Regions from separate parts of the Homo sapiens genome. Here all the other regions are linked to region 1. Evidence: read pairs that join two places in POLR2A ChIA-PET (ENCODE). Cell type or tissue: K562. All regions are shown on one strand. Links, peaks and the distances in the headings refer to the core of each region. The heading gives the core; the rest is flanking DNA. Region 1 overlaps SH3GLB2 (SH3 domain containing GRB2 like, endophilin B2). Region 2 has its middle 16 kb from the start of LINC01503. Region 3 has its middle 5.8 kb from the start of LCN2.

Region 1 (4,867 bases), core at 444-4,443:
TACAGAGGAGGAAGCCAGGGCCCGTCCACTTCTCCCTTATTAATATGATTACAGACCATAATACATGCTTGCACAATTCTCTGCTCCTGGCACCCAAAAGTTATCTGGCCCCTCAATGAGCCACAGAGCAGATTTACAGGCAGACACACAGCACGACCCGGAGCCACCCTCCTTTCCCCGGAAGTCCTGCAGGTCGCTTCTGCTTGACCTTGGGGGCCTGCCTGGGTGTGCTCCGGGCAGTCCCTTCATCTCTGGGCCTTGCTGACCTCTTGAAAGTGACCAGGTTGGGACGGACACGGTGGCTCCTGCCTATAATCCCAGCACTTTGGGAGGCCAAGGCGGGTGGATCATTTGAGGTCAGGAGTTCAAGACCAGCCTGGCCAACATGGTGAAACCCCTTCTCTACTAAAAATACAAAAATTAGCTGGGCGTGGTGGCATGTGCCTGTAGTCCCAGCTATTCAGGAGGCTGAGGCAGGAGAATCGCTTGAACCCAGGAGGCAAGGGTTGCAGTGAGCCAAGATTGCACCATTGCACTCCAGAATGGGTGACAGAGCAAGACTCCACCTCAAAAAAAAAAAAAAAAAAACCAACAGAGTGACCAACCAGGTGTGTGTTTTGCCTGCCTCTTCTCCCACGTGTGTTTTAGCTTCCAGGCATTTTAACTCTTCTGTGCAAAACTCAGTGTTTCCACTGCCCTGGAGTGTCTGGCAGCCCAACACAGAGTCCCCCATTTTCTTTTAACTGTCCCTCTTCAACAGCCTTGAGCCCAAGAGTCTAGCTGAAACCCCGGCTGCAGCCCCGCCCCACCTATGCCACAACAGGGCCAGGCCTCCTACTGTATCCCTGCCCCACGACTACATCCCTCCCCGGGCCCACGAACACGCACTCACTGGGGTTGGGCTGCAGCAGCACCTCTGTCTGCCTCAAGATCTTCTCTGTCCAGTTCTTGGTGCTGTCTGCCCGGGCCAGAAGGTTTTCAAAGTGGGCATCAAGCTCAGTCTTCTCAGCCTGGCCAAATTTCTCCTCCGTGAACTACGCAGAGGGGAAGGCCAAGGGGTGGGGAGGGGGAGAGCTCAGAAGGAGGTGGGGGAGTGGTGGGGAAAGGGAGGACTGCCCCTCCCCACCAGCAGGAACCCAGGCAGGCCCCAGGGTCAAGGAACCAGCCCTGAGTGTGATACTGTGTGACCTGGCAGGGCCTCACTGTTTTCCCCTTTGTGAAATGAGGTGGCTGGGCCAGAGTGTGGGAATCACAGCTTCTTTTGGAAATCCAATGAAAGCTACACTCTCTCCCCACAAAAATGCACCTTCATATACAATCTGGCACACAGCTTAGTGCGGTGAGGAACCCTGGGGAGGCCAGCCCTAGGGTCCTTTGAGTCTGACTCTGAAGGAGAGGACTTGGTAGAAAGTACTCGGGACAAACAGGGCAGGGAGTAGGGTCTGGGGTTATCAGGGGGCTCCATGGGCAGCTGGGAGCTGCTAGGGAGAGGGTGCCAGAGGAGGGAGAGGAAGAACCCAGGGTCGGGGTTCAGAAGGACCTGATTCAAGTCTTAGTTCTGCCACTGTCAAGATGTGTGACTTTGGGCAAGGGGCTCTGCCTCTCTGAGCATTGGTTTCCTGAGCTGAAAAAAGGGAATAATAGCACCTCCCCCATAGGTTATGAGGATGAAAGAGGAAAGATGTGGGTTAGACATAAAGGCTGGGTCGGCTACAGTGCTGCTGCCCCACGTAAGGCACCGGTGCTATGAGCTGATGGGTGCAGAGACGTCTGGGAAGGAAGGGGAATGCAGGGAGGGAGGATGGCCAAACGGTTGGCTTTGGCCACCTGGTAGGGTAGATGGAAACACTGCCAGCCTATCAGAGCCAGCGGCTGGGCACACCCAGGGCCCGGATGTCGCATGGGTCCCCATCAAAGCTGGCAGAAGCCGTGGGGGCTACCTAGGAACAACCAGAAACTGGTCCAAGTCCTGGCCCCTCTGATCTAAGAGGGCCCTGGAACACATGTCCCCATTTTCCAAACGGGGACACCAAGGCCTTCTCTAGCTAAGAGAAAGGGCTTGCCCAAGGTCACAGCCAGGGTGAAGACCTGCAGGAGTAAGATAAGGAACAACAAACACTGTTGGCCAGCCCTGTCCTAAGGGTTTCCTCATGACCTCATCAACCTCTAATGCAAGGAGGGCTGTTTCCCATTTCACAGATGCTGCCACTGAGGCTGAGCAAGGGGCAGGGCCACGCAGGAGTCGGTCAGCCATGAATCATCCCTGGCTGCAGTTGGCTCCAGCTGCGGTGGGGGGTGGCGGGCTGGGCGGCCACCAGGAGCTCAGCAGCCATCAATTATGTAGCAGAGCTTGGGTTTCTCCCTGCAGGGCTGGGAGGGCCCAGCTGCCAGGGGTATGGCCTCAGCTCCTGCCTGGGGCCAGCTGCTCCTGGCCTCCCTCCCCCACCCTGGCTGGCTCTGCCTCCTCTTCCTCGTCACACTCCCCAAAATGAGACCTTCCAGAGCAGAGGCTCAGATTTCCTCGTGGCTCTATTACCTCACCCAGTCCTTTGAGGGGGGTGGCGTTCACCCCATTTCCCAAATGAGGAAACCAAGGCTCGAAGAGGCAAAGTCTCCCTTCTGGACCTGAGAGCCCCTGCCTGGAGAATGCAGATAACAGGATCTAGTTCATTGGCTATTTGGCCAGCACACAGTATGGGGCTGATACATGTTAGCTAGTATTATTATCACCATCATTAATGAAAAGCCTTGGCTAGGTGCAGTGGCTCATGCCTATAATCCCAGCACTTTGGAAGGCCGATGTGGGCAGATGGATTGAGCCCAGGAGTTCAAGACCAGCCTGGGCAACCGTGAGACCTCCTCTCTACAAAAAAAAAAAAAAAAAAAAAAAAGCCCGGCACGGTGGCTTATGCCTATAATCCCAGCACTTTGGGAGGCCAAGGCAGGCGGATCACGAGGTCAGGAGATCGAGACCATCCTGGCTAGCAAGGTGAAACCCCTTCTCTACTAAAAATACAAAAAATTAGCCGGGTGTGGTGGCGGGCACGTGTAGACCCAGTAACTCGGGAGGCTGAGGCAGGAGAATGGCATGAACCTGGGAGGCGGAGCTTGCAATGAGCATCGCCCCACTGCACTCCAGCCTGGGCCACAGAGTGCGACTCAGTCTCAAAAAAAAAAAAAAAAATTAGCTGGGCGTGGTGGCACCCACCTGTAGTCCCAGCTACTCAAGGGGCTGAGGTGGGAGCCCAGGAGGCGGAGGTTGCAATGAGCCAATATCATGTCACTGCACTCCAGCCTGGGTGACAGACCAAGAACCTGCCTTAAAAAAAGAAAGACTTTGGGAGGCCGAGGTGGGCGGATCACGAGGTCAGGAGATCAAGACCATCCTGGCTAACACGGTGAAACCCCATCTCTACTAAAAATACAAAAAATTAGCCAAGCGTGGTGGCAGGCGCCTGTAATCCCAGCTACTCGGGAGGCTGAGCCAGGAGAATGGCATCAACCTGGGAGGTGGAGCTTGCAGTGAGCCGAGATCACGCCACTGCACTCCAGCCTGGGTGACAGAGCGAGACTCCATCTCAAAAAAAAAAAAAGACAGCAAGGAAGCCAGGCATGGTGGCTCACGCCTGTAATCCCAGCACTTTGGGAGGCCAAGGCAGGTGAATCACGTGAGGTCAGGAGTTCGAGACCAGCCTGGCTAACATAGTAAAACCCCATCTCTACTAAAAATACAAGAATTAGCATGACGTGGTGGTGGGCGCCTGTAATCCCACCTACTCGGGAGGCTGAGGCAGGAGAATTGCTTGAACCGGGGAGGCGGAGGCTGCAGTGAGCTGAGACTGCGCCAGCCTGCGTGACAGAGTGACTCCGTCTCAAAAAAAAAAAAAAAAAGGCCAGGCATGGTGGCTCATACCTGTAATATCAGCACTTTGGGAGGCCGAGGCAGGAGGATCACTTGAGCCCAGGAGTTTGAGACCAGCCTGGCCAACGTGGTGAAACCCTGTCTCTACTAAGTACAAAAAAAAAATTAGCCAGGAGTGGTGGCAGGTGCCTATAATCCCAGTTACTCGGGAGGCTGAGGCAGAAGAATCACTTGAACCTGAAAGGTGGAGGTTGCAGTGAGCCGAGATTGTGCCACTGCACTCCAGCCTCGGCGACAGGATGAGACTCTGTCTCAAAAAAAAAAAAGGAAGGAAAGAAGAAAGGAGAGAGGGACTAAGGGAGGAAGGAAGGAAGGCAGGCAGGCAGGCAGGCAGGCAGGCAGGCCTCCCTCACATCCCTCCTCAGCTCTCAGGAGCTACCCTGATGGTACCAAGGGCATCACCCTAAATGTGCACCTCAACACCTCCCCTCCTTACCAAGGTTCAGAGCAGCACTCCCCACCCCGCCCTCCCTTACAGGCCACATCTGCCCAGGTGAGAAGTTCTACCAGGCTTTCCCAAACTAGACGGCATCCATCCCATGTCCACTGCAGTCTGCCTAGCTCCATGATGACGATGCCACCACCTCTCTGGACTTTATAAGTATTACTTCTACCACTACTATTACTGTTACTGCAATTACTACTAATAGTATTAGTACTATCACTCCTCCTGCCCTCTCCCACCCCCACTGGCATCTTGTCCAAATCTGCCTTAGGTTTTCTTGCCTCGGTGCCCTTATCTGGGCTGCTCCTGCCACTTGGACCAACATCATGAGCCCCTCCCTACTTTCTGAGCACAGTTCAGGGGCCCTCCATGCAGGAGACCATCCCAGAATGACCCATACAAAAGGGATCCTGCCCTCTGGATCCTCATCTCAGGGCCAAGGCCTTGTTCCTTGCTGGATCGGGGAGGCTCTTAAAGTTGTTTCTTGTACCTGCAGGGAC
Region 2 (5,024 bases), core at 1-4,000, 330 kb after region 1:
CCTCTGCTGTATGGGGCAACCGTAGGGCCCTGGTTCGGAGCCCGGTGTGGGGAGGATAGGAGGAGCTGTCAGGCCCCATGCACTGCCCCTGGTGCCAGTCAGTACCTGATCAGTGGTGCTTGCCATTCTTTTTTCTTTTTTTTTTTTTGAGACAGGGCCTCCCTCTGTCACCCAGGCTGGTGTGCAGTGGCACAATCTCAGCTCACTCTGTAGCCTCGACCTCCTGGGCTCAAGCGATCCTATGTACAGGGCGTGGCAGTTTGCAGGGGCCAGGATCCTGGTCCTTGGTCAAGGCGAGGGAGGCCTCACCGGGCCCAGTTTGCAGATAAGGAAACTGAGGCTCCTTGAAGGCAGGCCACAGACTGCTAGTGGGTGTGGCCCCTTGACCTGACAGGCTATGACTAGGGAAGGGGCACGCTTTCCCCCGCTCCTCGCCCCAGTTTTAGGAACCCCCGCGGCATCCTTGTATATATATATATGTATATACGTATATTTCTTCCTCAGCTCCTCCTTTGTGTCTGAGGCGCTGTGGGGACTGTCAGAGGGGCCTGGAAACCTCCCAAACTCTGGCAAAGATGCCCAAACAGAGCAAGTTTGGCCCTAGAGAGCAGGGAACCAATCCCGGCCCCATCCCACAGAGGGGGAAACCGAGACTCAGCCAGCTGAGGGGCTAGTCCAGGCCCCCTAGGAAGCCGAGGTGGCCTCAGCCTCCAGGCCAGGGCTTCCTAGGACTGCAGTCCTCTCCTGCCCCTCTTCAGCCCCGCCTTCCCCGCAACCCCAGCATCCCCTGTCCTCTGGAGGAAGATTTCCGTGGTCCCGGTTGGGGGTGCCAAACTGCCAGCGACAACAGCGTTTTTTAAATCCTAGAGTCGCTGACTCGTGTGATTATTCTTATTTAAGGCAGGGAAGGTACTGGGAGTGGGGAGCCGGTCACCTCTGGGTGGGGGGCACCTCCGGGTGAGGGCGGCCCCTCCTGTCTGCCTTGTGCCCAGCTCCAACCTGGGGAGGGGGAGGAGAGGGGAAGCAGGAGGAGGAAAGGGGGGGAGGGGGATGGGAGAGGATGAATTAGGAGGATGGAGAAGGGGGAGGAAAAGGAAGGGGGAAGAGGGGGCAGAAGAGGGCGGAAGAGGAAGGGAAGAGGGGGCTGGGGTAAGGGGAGAAGAGGGTAGGAGGGGAGAAGGGGCAGGAGGAGAGGATTAGGGAGGGAGATGAGAGGGGAAGAGGAGGCTAGGGAGGGCGTGGGGTGGAGGGGGTGAGGAAAGGGCTAGGGGAGGAGGATGGGGAGGAAGATGAGGGGAGCACAGAAAAGAACCCCCCCGCCCCCGCCTTGGTGGCTCCCTAAGCAGATAGGAGATACATAATTTACTACGGAAATGCAAAAAGAATTGGGAAACTCTCAATTTATAAATATTTATTTTTACAAGTTCGCCCCTCCCGGCTCCCCCTTGCTGGCCCTGGTCTTTTCTCTCTGGGGCCCTCGGGGCGCAGGTCCCTCCTCTCCGGCTCCCACTCTGGCCCCTCTTCCCCTCCCCGCCTTCCTTCTGCAGTCCCTTCCCCCTCGGGCGGTCTCTGTCTCCCCCAGGTCCTCTCCTTCCTCTCTCCCGCCTGTGTCTCTCCCCCTAGTGCGTCTCTGTCTCTGTCTCTCTTTGTGGCGGGACGGGGGCGATTTTTGAGTCTCCCCCGCCGTGGGTTTCTGTCTCTCTGGCTGTCTCCCCCATCTCTCCATCTGCGTCCTCCCACTTGCCCCGCGCCCCCCGTCTCTCACACCCGAGGACCCCAGCTCCCGCCAGAGGGTCCGGGGGCGGCAAGAGCCCCCGTAGGCTCCCGGGGGATGGGGGGAGGGGTCGTTTCCCTGGCAACAGCCGGTCGGCGGGGCGGGGCGGGAATTGGGTTGAGCCCCGCCCCTGCCCCGCCCCCTCGCCCTGGCCGCGGGTTGGGGGCGCCTGGGTGAGGCTTCCGAAGCACGTGGACCGGGCCGTGGGGGCGGGAGGGGGCTCCCTGGGAGGCCGGCCCGGAGGAGGGGCGGGCAGGTAATCAGCCAATCAGTTAATCAATCGGCGGGTCAATCCATCAATCACAGGCCCCCAGAGCGGCTGGGGTTGAGCGCTCAGGGTGTGGAAAGAGCTGAGTTCTAATCCCTGCTCGGCCTCTTCCTGGCCGTGTGGCCCCCAAGCCCGGAAGCCCCTGCACAGCGCCGAGCCTCGGGGTCCCCTCTGCGCAGTGGGGCTGTGGCAGCACCTGCCTGCGGGGCTGACAGTCCTTCCTGGTGGCCTGGTAGTCCCTGTCCACCCCTCCACCTCACGGATGGGAAACGGGAGCTGCTGAGAGGGGAAGTGGCCGGTGGGCACAGAAGGGATGGAGCGGGGAGGGGCACCAGCCATTTCACAAGCTCGGCTGCATCTGCTGGCCCAGGCCGTTTTTTTTTTGTGAGCGGGGCCTGCGCTGTCCCCATCCTTGGCAGCACCTAGCTCAGTGCCCGACCTGCACAGGTCCTGGCTTCAGGTGGGAGAACCCGAAATGCCCTTTTGATCGCTCCTCCCGGTCCCTCTCCCCTCCTGGGGTGGGGAACTGAGTCCGGGAGAGGCCAGATGGATGCAGGGTTGCTTGGCTAGACCCGTGCCGGCCCCTCCTCTTAAGCCATCCCTAGGCCTGACACATGAGCTGGGGTGGGGCGGTTGTTTGTTAGTGAAGGAGGAGGCCTCAGGCAGCGTCTGCAGGGTCAGCAGCTGGAAGGGTCTCTAGATGCTTCCTGCAACTCAAAGCCAGTTGTTTGTAACCAACACGCAGGTCTGCTCAGCCTTCTAACCAGCACCTCTCCCAGCCCTGTCCCTCCCTCCCTCCCAAGCGGGCTGGGGGCTGGAGTGGAGGCTGATGAAGGGGCTGGTGGGAGGGCCCTCTCCAGGAGGGACTGGGGAGTCACAGGGAAGGTGGCTATTTATAATTTCAGCAGCCCCTTTAAGCCCGGGCTCCAGGCCTGCTGCCAGGCCGGTTCTGTTTGAAGCTCCCAGCTCTAATCCTGCTGCAGTCCTGCTCTCAAATCCAGATCCTTTGGCTGCCTCCCATGCAGGGAACAAGCCCGGCCTGCGGAGCTCTCCCAAGGCTGGGGACAGCTGCAGGGCTACTCCCTCACTGTCCCCAGCCTCCTATGCTGGGCAAGCACATCACACACACACACACACACACACACACACACACACACACACACACACATTTCCCTGTGCTACAAACAACAAATTCATCCTTTTTTATTTTTTTGTAGAGACAGGGGTCTCACTATGTTGCCCAGGCTGGTCTCAAACTCCTGGCCTCAAGCCATCCTACTGCCTTGGCCTCCCAGAGTGCTGGGATTGCAGGCATGAGCCAATGTGCCCGGCCTACAAACGTGCTTTTCATAGACTGGCATTTCATGTCTGTGGCCTGTGGGCCCCAATCCCAAGGCCTGCCCTGCCCTCTGCGGGAAGGATGTTTTCAGAACTTTGTGGCCCTCCCCAAAGGTTCTAGGTTCTATGCCCCACCTCCTTAGAGCCCCAGGGCCCCCAAGTGTGTTCAGAACCCGAACCAGCCTAGGAACTGACAGGAAGAAAGAGTGGAAGTTGTGGTGGGGAGGGGTTGTCGGGTCTTGAAGGAGGGGAGTTGGTTCAGATGCCCAGGGCAGCCCTGTCCCGTCGGGTCCGCCCAGCGGCCTCTGCCCATTCCCATGCTGGGCTCTGTGCCCGGGCTCTCCGTGTCTTACCTGCCCCTGGTGGACGTGTTCTTACTCCCATTTTACAGATGGGGAAGGTGAGGCTGGGAGTATAGGTAACACACCCAAGGTCCCCCAGCTAGTGAGAAGAAGGGTGGGGTTTGAGCCAAACTCTCTGGGGCTCTATGGGTCAGGCTGTCCCCCACTTCTGCACTGGCAGTGTGGGTACTTGGCAACATCCTGCCAGCTTTTCCCTGCTGCTGGTCTGGGGCTTCCACAAGGCCTTCTGGGTGGCAGGGTGGCTTGCGTCTCTGTGTGGCACACTATGGTGTCCAGTCCACATCCCTGGCTGACCGCATGTACTGGGGAGAAAGGAAAGAATAGAGACGCAGGGGAGGCCCCTCGGTCCAGCTGCACTGTTGGTAACGAGGGTCTCAGAGCAGACCCAGAGATCAGGCTGTGGAGCATCTCAGGCAGCTCTAGGGGAAGGGAAGGCATAGAAAAGACTAGAGGGGTCAGTGAGGACCAGGCCCCGAGACTCAGGGAGCCCCATGTCAGACCAGGCACCAGGAAGGGAGTTGAGGCCAGGGATTCTGCTCCAGAACTAGCTGTGTGACCTTAGGTAAGGCCCTTTACCTCTCTGGGCCTCAGTAAAAATAAAGAGGCTGGCCAGGTAAGTGGCTCATGCCTGTAATCTCAGCACTTTGGGAGGCCAAGGCGGGTAGACCACCTGAGGTCGGGAGTTCGAGACCAGCCTGACCAACATGGAGAAAACCCGTCTTTACTAAAAATACAAAAATTAGCCGGGCATGTGGTGGGCACCTGTAATCCCAGCTACTCAGGAGAATCGCTTGAACATGGGAGGCAGGGGTTGTGGTGAGACGAGATCGTGCCATTGCACTCCAGTCTGGGCAACAAGAGTGAAACTCCGTCTCAAAATAAATACATAAATACAGTGGCTCAGTTCTTTAATTTCTGAGAAGGCTTCCAAGTGGAACAGTTCAGAATTCTCTGAATGTTTTATTTTCCACCGAACTTCTCTTGAGCACCAGCAATGTCACAAATGCTGTGCTTAGGTGCAGCGAGCGGGAAGCTACAGGAGACCCCCCCACTCTCGGGGGGATGCGCACTGGGTCCTGGGGGAGCTGAAGTGCAAACGACCCACTGCCTGCACCAGGCCATGTGCTGCTGGAGGCATAGAGCAGCTAATATTGGCTGCCATCTACTCCGCACCTGCTGTATGCTTTATCCTGTTATTGAATCTGCACAACAACCTCATGCAGTAGTTACCATTATTCTTCCCATTTTACAGATTAGGAAACTGAAACCCAAAGAACTAAAT
Region 3 (4,000 bases), core at 1-4,000, 880 kb before region 1:
TTTTAGTAGAGATGGGGTTTCACCATGTTGGCCATGCTGGTCTTGGAACTTCTGACCTCAGGTGATCCGCCTGCCTCAGCCTCCCAAAGTGTTGGGATTACAAGCATGAGCCACCATGCCCGGCCTCAGAGTCTGTTTCTTACTGGATCCTGTTGTCTGGTAGAAGGAGGTCTTCAAAGTTTCCAGACTCCTGTTCAGCCAGGATTGCTTTTGAATGGATCTTCCCCAAGGTTCGCTTGGGCCACAGGAAGACCAGACACCCCTGCCTGCCCTTGGGGAGTGGTAGACCTTGGGCAGCCTCCTCTCCACTGACCAGCAAGAGCAGATCCAGCCCATCCCTCACCTTTAGACTTTTCTTGGCAATAGTTGGACCCCAGTCCACAAGCTCCAAGGCTGGCAGTCAGCTCCTCCTCTACTGTGGTTCTCTGAAATGGCCCTCTTTGGGCAGGAGGCAGAGAAGCGGCTCTCTCCTAGTGCCTGCTCCTAGTGAGGATAATTAGTTAGAAGGAGAGAGACTCAGGTCAGGAAGGAAGGACCTTTGAGGCCTTTGCTTAGGAGGCAAGGCCCTCTGGGTGGCTTGTAATGCTCACAGCACATTTAGTAGGCGGGGACACATTGGATGTGCACTTCGGTGCCTGTATGTACCCTGAGCTACACAGGAAGGGGATGAGGCAGGGTGTGGGGAGGCAGGAAGAGGAGGAGACAGGCTGTGCACGGTGGCTCATGCCTATAATCCCAGCACTTTGGGAGGTGGAGGAAGGAGGATCACTTGAGGTCAGGAGTTGGAGACCAGCCTGGCCAACATGGTACAATGCCCAGCTCTTCCAAAAACACAAAAATTAGCCGGGCGTGGTGGAATGCACCTGTAATCCCACCTACTCAGGAAGGCTGAGGCACGAGAATTGCTTGAATCTGGGCGGACGTTGCAGTGAGCTGAGGTCACGCCATTGCACTCCAGCCTGGGCAACACAGCTAGACTCAGTCTCAAAAAAAAAAAAAAAAAAAAAAGAAGAGAAGGAGACAGTGGGAGGGAGAAGGGCCAGGCTCCCACCCCCCAGCCCCAGCACCTGCCTGGGACACAGCTGAGCCCTGAAGCTCTTCAGCCCTGGGCTGGGGGCTCTCTGAGCAGCCCAGCTGCAGCTGTCTACACAGGCGGGGCTGCCCATGACCCGGGTCCCCTCCTGAGAAGAGTCCAAGTCCCTTTGTGAAGAGGTCTGTAGTGCAGGTGGCCCAGGACAAGAGGAATCTGGGGTGTGGGGAGAAGGGGTCTATGGGGTCAAGGAGACTATGCTGGCTGCAAAATGGCCCCCAAAATATATCCATGTAAATGAATAATGTAAATGTAACTTTATGTAGAAAAAGGTTTCAAAGGCTGGGCATGGTGGCTCATACCTGTAATCCCAGCACTTTGTTTGGGAGGCTGAGGTGGGCAGATCACTTGAGGCCAGGAGTTCGAGACCAGCTTGGCCAACATGGTGAAAGTGCATCTCTACTAAAAATACAAAAATTAGCCAAGCATGGTGGCACACACCTGTAGTCCCAGCTACTCGGGAGGCTGAGGTGGGAGAATCGCTTGAACCAGGAAGCGGAGATTGCAGTGAGGCAAGATCGCGCCATTGCAGCCTAGCTAACAGCGAGACTCCGTCTCAAAAAAAAAAAAAAAAAAAAAGTATTTGCAAATGATTAAGGATCTTATTCTTTATTATTTTTTTTAATTTCATAATGGTTAACATCCTAATGCCTGTTCTTTTCTTGGTGCACATTTGTTACAGTACCTAATGCCTGATTTTTAAGGTGAATGAATGACGTATGTATATTACTCAAAGGCAAATGACACATAAGCTATTTTTTGTTGTTGGTGGTGGTGGTGTGGCCCAGATGTTTTTCCTCTCCTGAAGGGCAAGAATTTTCTCATTCCTTTTGGATGTTGTTTGTTTGTTTGTTTGTTTGAGATAGGGTCTCGCTCTGTCACTGAGGCTGGAGTGCAGTGGTGTGATAACAGCTCACTGCAACTTTGTGGTAATTTGCTGTAGTAATTTGATGATTTGGGAAATTCTCAGCTTCTCTAGATTGCAGAAGATGCTAACAATAGGAAATTCACTGTTAAGAAAGTGAACTCTTGAGAGAAAGCCAAGGGTGTGGCCTGCGGATGTGGGGAAGAGGTGGCCAAGCCAGGGGCCCCGGAGGTATGGGAAGGAAGGGACCTGAATCAAGGGAACCCAGCAGTGTGGGAGGAGGTAGTTCAGGACAGGGGACCCAAGAGTGTCAGGAAGAGGTGGGACCCAGTGGTGTGGGGAGGTGGCCCAGGACAGGGGGACCTCGGATTGTAGGCAGAACCTGGAGAACCACGAGACGCTTCAGTTGGGGCAGATCCAGGCTGAGCTCCCAGGGAGGGGCGCTTGGGACTGCAGTGACCTGGGAGAGGCCAGTGCCCACCCAAGGCCTGAGGGAGTCTGGGCCCAGGGAGAGGCACCCAGACCTGTGCCCTGCAGCCTTGGGCCTGCCCATCATGGCAATGCAGAGGGCTCCCCCTCCTGACAGGTGATTCTGAGAGTCACAGGACAGGGCAGGGAGTGGTCCTCCCTCCGGCCCAAGGTCTGGGCCACCAAACTTTGTACCCAGAAACTCACACTTCCCCCTCAGACCTCTGACCTGGGCCCTCTGAGAATCGGGCTGAGAAGGACAGTGGCCAGGTGAAGGCCAAGGTCTCTGGGTGTTCTCGGCATCTCCTGCTGCTCTGCCGCTGGCACTGCCCTCCCTTCCCCTCACCCAACTCTGCACTGGTCCAAGTTGTCCCCTCCTTTTGAAGGTGGACACGCTTTCCCTTTGGAGCGAGATCTGGTCCTCGCTGCCTGTCACAGCCTTGTTCATGTCCCCCTCCCCCAAAGAGGGAGGCTCAGCCATGGAACCCACCCCCTCAGCTGAAATAAACACGTGCTGCCAAGGAGGAGTGGGGGCTGGGTCTGCGATGTCCATCCACCACTGGGATGAAGTGGAGGGCATAGAGGCTGCAGCCTGTTCCATCCTCAGCCCCCGCAGGGCACCAGAGGGGCTCCAGGCAGGAGGCTGTGTGTTGTGGTTCTGAAGCCAGGGATGTCTTCAGGGACATTTGGTCTCATTTGACCCTTCCGGAACCTATTACCCTGCCCCCTGGGCTGGGCACGCTCCTGGACTGTCCTGGGCTCTCGGGAGAACCAGCTTTCAGGAGAGCCAGACCGGTCCTCTCACCCAGCCACCTCTGATGGTGCCAGCGGAGGCCCAGCCAAGGACCTGGAGAGCAGGGAGCACGGGAGCATGTGGGGTAACGCAGGGGTGGCCGCAGTGGAGATGCCCCTTTCCTGGGGTGCTGGGGGCTGCAGTCCGGGCAGGAGGGGTGCAGAGCTGGGAGGAGCATTGGTTTTGAGCAGCACCAGGACCATGTGGGACAGAGGCCTATGACAGAGGGACTGCGGCCCAGCTCCATGGGAGCCTGGCATCCACCACTGCCTGCCGCTGCCTGTGTCCACCCTAGACCCTGCTCAGAGCCTTGACGTCCACTCCGCTGCCACCTATGATCATTGTGGGCCCTCTTGCCCGCATAGGAGTCCAGGCTCTGGAGTAAAAGGCAGAGCACCCATCTAAGCAGCATGCCTGGGCCAGGCACCAAGGGATGGAACCAGCAAGGGCCCTGGGCCTAGACCTCAAGCAGCAGGGCCCGCTTCCCCCTGTCTGGTGGACCCCAGGGGTTCACCAGAGGGAGGAATCCAGTGGGTGTACTTGGGGGAGGGTTGGGAGGGGATTTTCACAGGCGGGCAGGGTCCCTGTCAGGTAGAAGGGGCAGGAGGACCTCAAGGCCCCTTGGCGAGCCTTGGCATGAGAGAGGATGGGGGTTGGAAAACTGTTTCTGGAAACAGGAGACTCAGCCCAAGACCCTGGCAGGGCAAGCTCCTCACACTAAACAGCCCCTCCCGTTCCTGGGTGTTTGAGAGTCGGGTGCCCAGCCCGGACCTGCCGTGACCAA

Evidence for each region. Peaks named below come from ENCODE experiments on the same cell type or tissue, not always from the same donor. Only the 100,000 strongest peaks of a DNase experiment are listed, where the experiment ranks them.
Region 2: POLR2A ChIA-PET joins it to region 1 with 7 read pairs; 1 of 35 experiments calls an interaction of 5 or more read pairs at or near these places.
Region 3: POLR2A ChIA-PET joins it to region 1 with 5 read pairs; 1 of 35 experiments calls an interaction of 5 or more read pairs at or near these places.

Annotation. Positions count from the first base shown.
Region 1 is chr9:129,021,390-129,026,256 of GRCh38, forward strand. SH3GLB2 (SH3 domain containing GRB2 like, endophilin B2) reads right to left here. Exons shown (of 11, transcript NM_020145.4): 2 at 893-1,034. Among named protein-coding and RNA genes, the nearest start is that of SH3GLB2, 4.5 kb to the right of the region's middle. RefSeq lists enhancers at 1,153-1,960, 1,961-2,768, 4,803-4,867. In K562, for the core only: no CTCF peak of the experiment used is centred there; a DNase peak (open chromatin) is centred at 2,272.
Region 2 is chr9:129,350,400-129,355,423 of GRCh38, forward strand. No RefSeq gene overlaps it. Among named protein-coding and RNA genes, the nearest start is that of LINC01503, 16 kb to the left of the region's middle. RefSeq lists enhancers at 1,901-2,702, 2,703-3,502. In K562, for the core only: no CTCF peak of the experiment used is centred there; DNase peaks (open chromatin) are centred at 802 and 1,872; H3K4me3 peaks cover 840 bases.
Region 3 is chr9:128,141,624-128,145,623 of GRCh38, forward strand. No RefSeq gene overlaps it. Among named protein-coding and RNA genes, the nearest start is that of LCN2, 5.8 kb to the right of the region's middle. RefSeq lists a cis regulatory region at 503-676. In K562, for the core only: a CTCF peak has its summit at 2,524 (motif pointing left); a DNase peak (open chromatin) is centred at 2,228.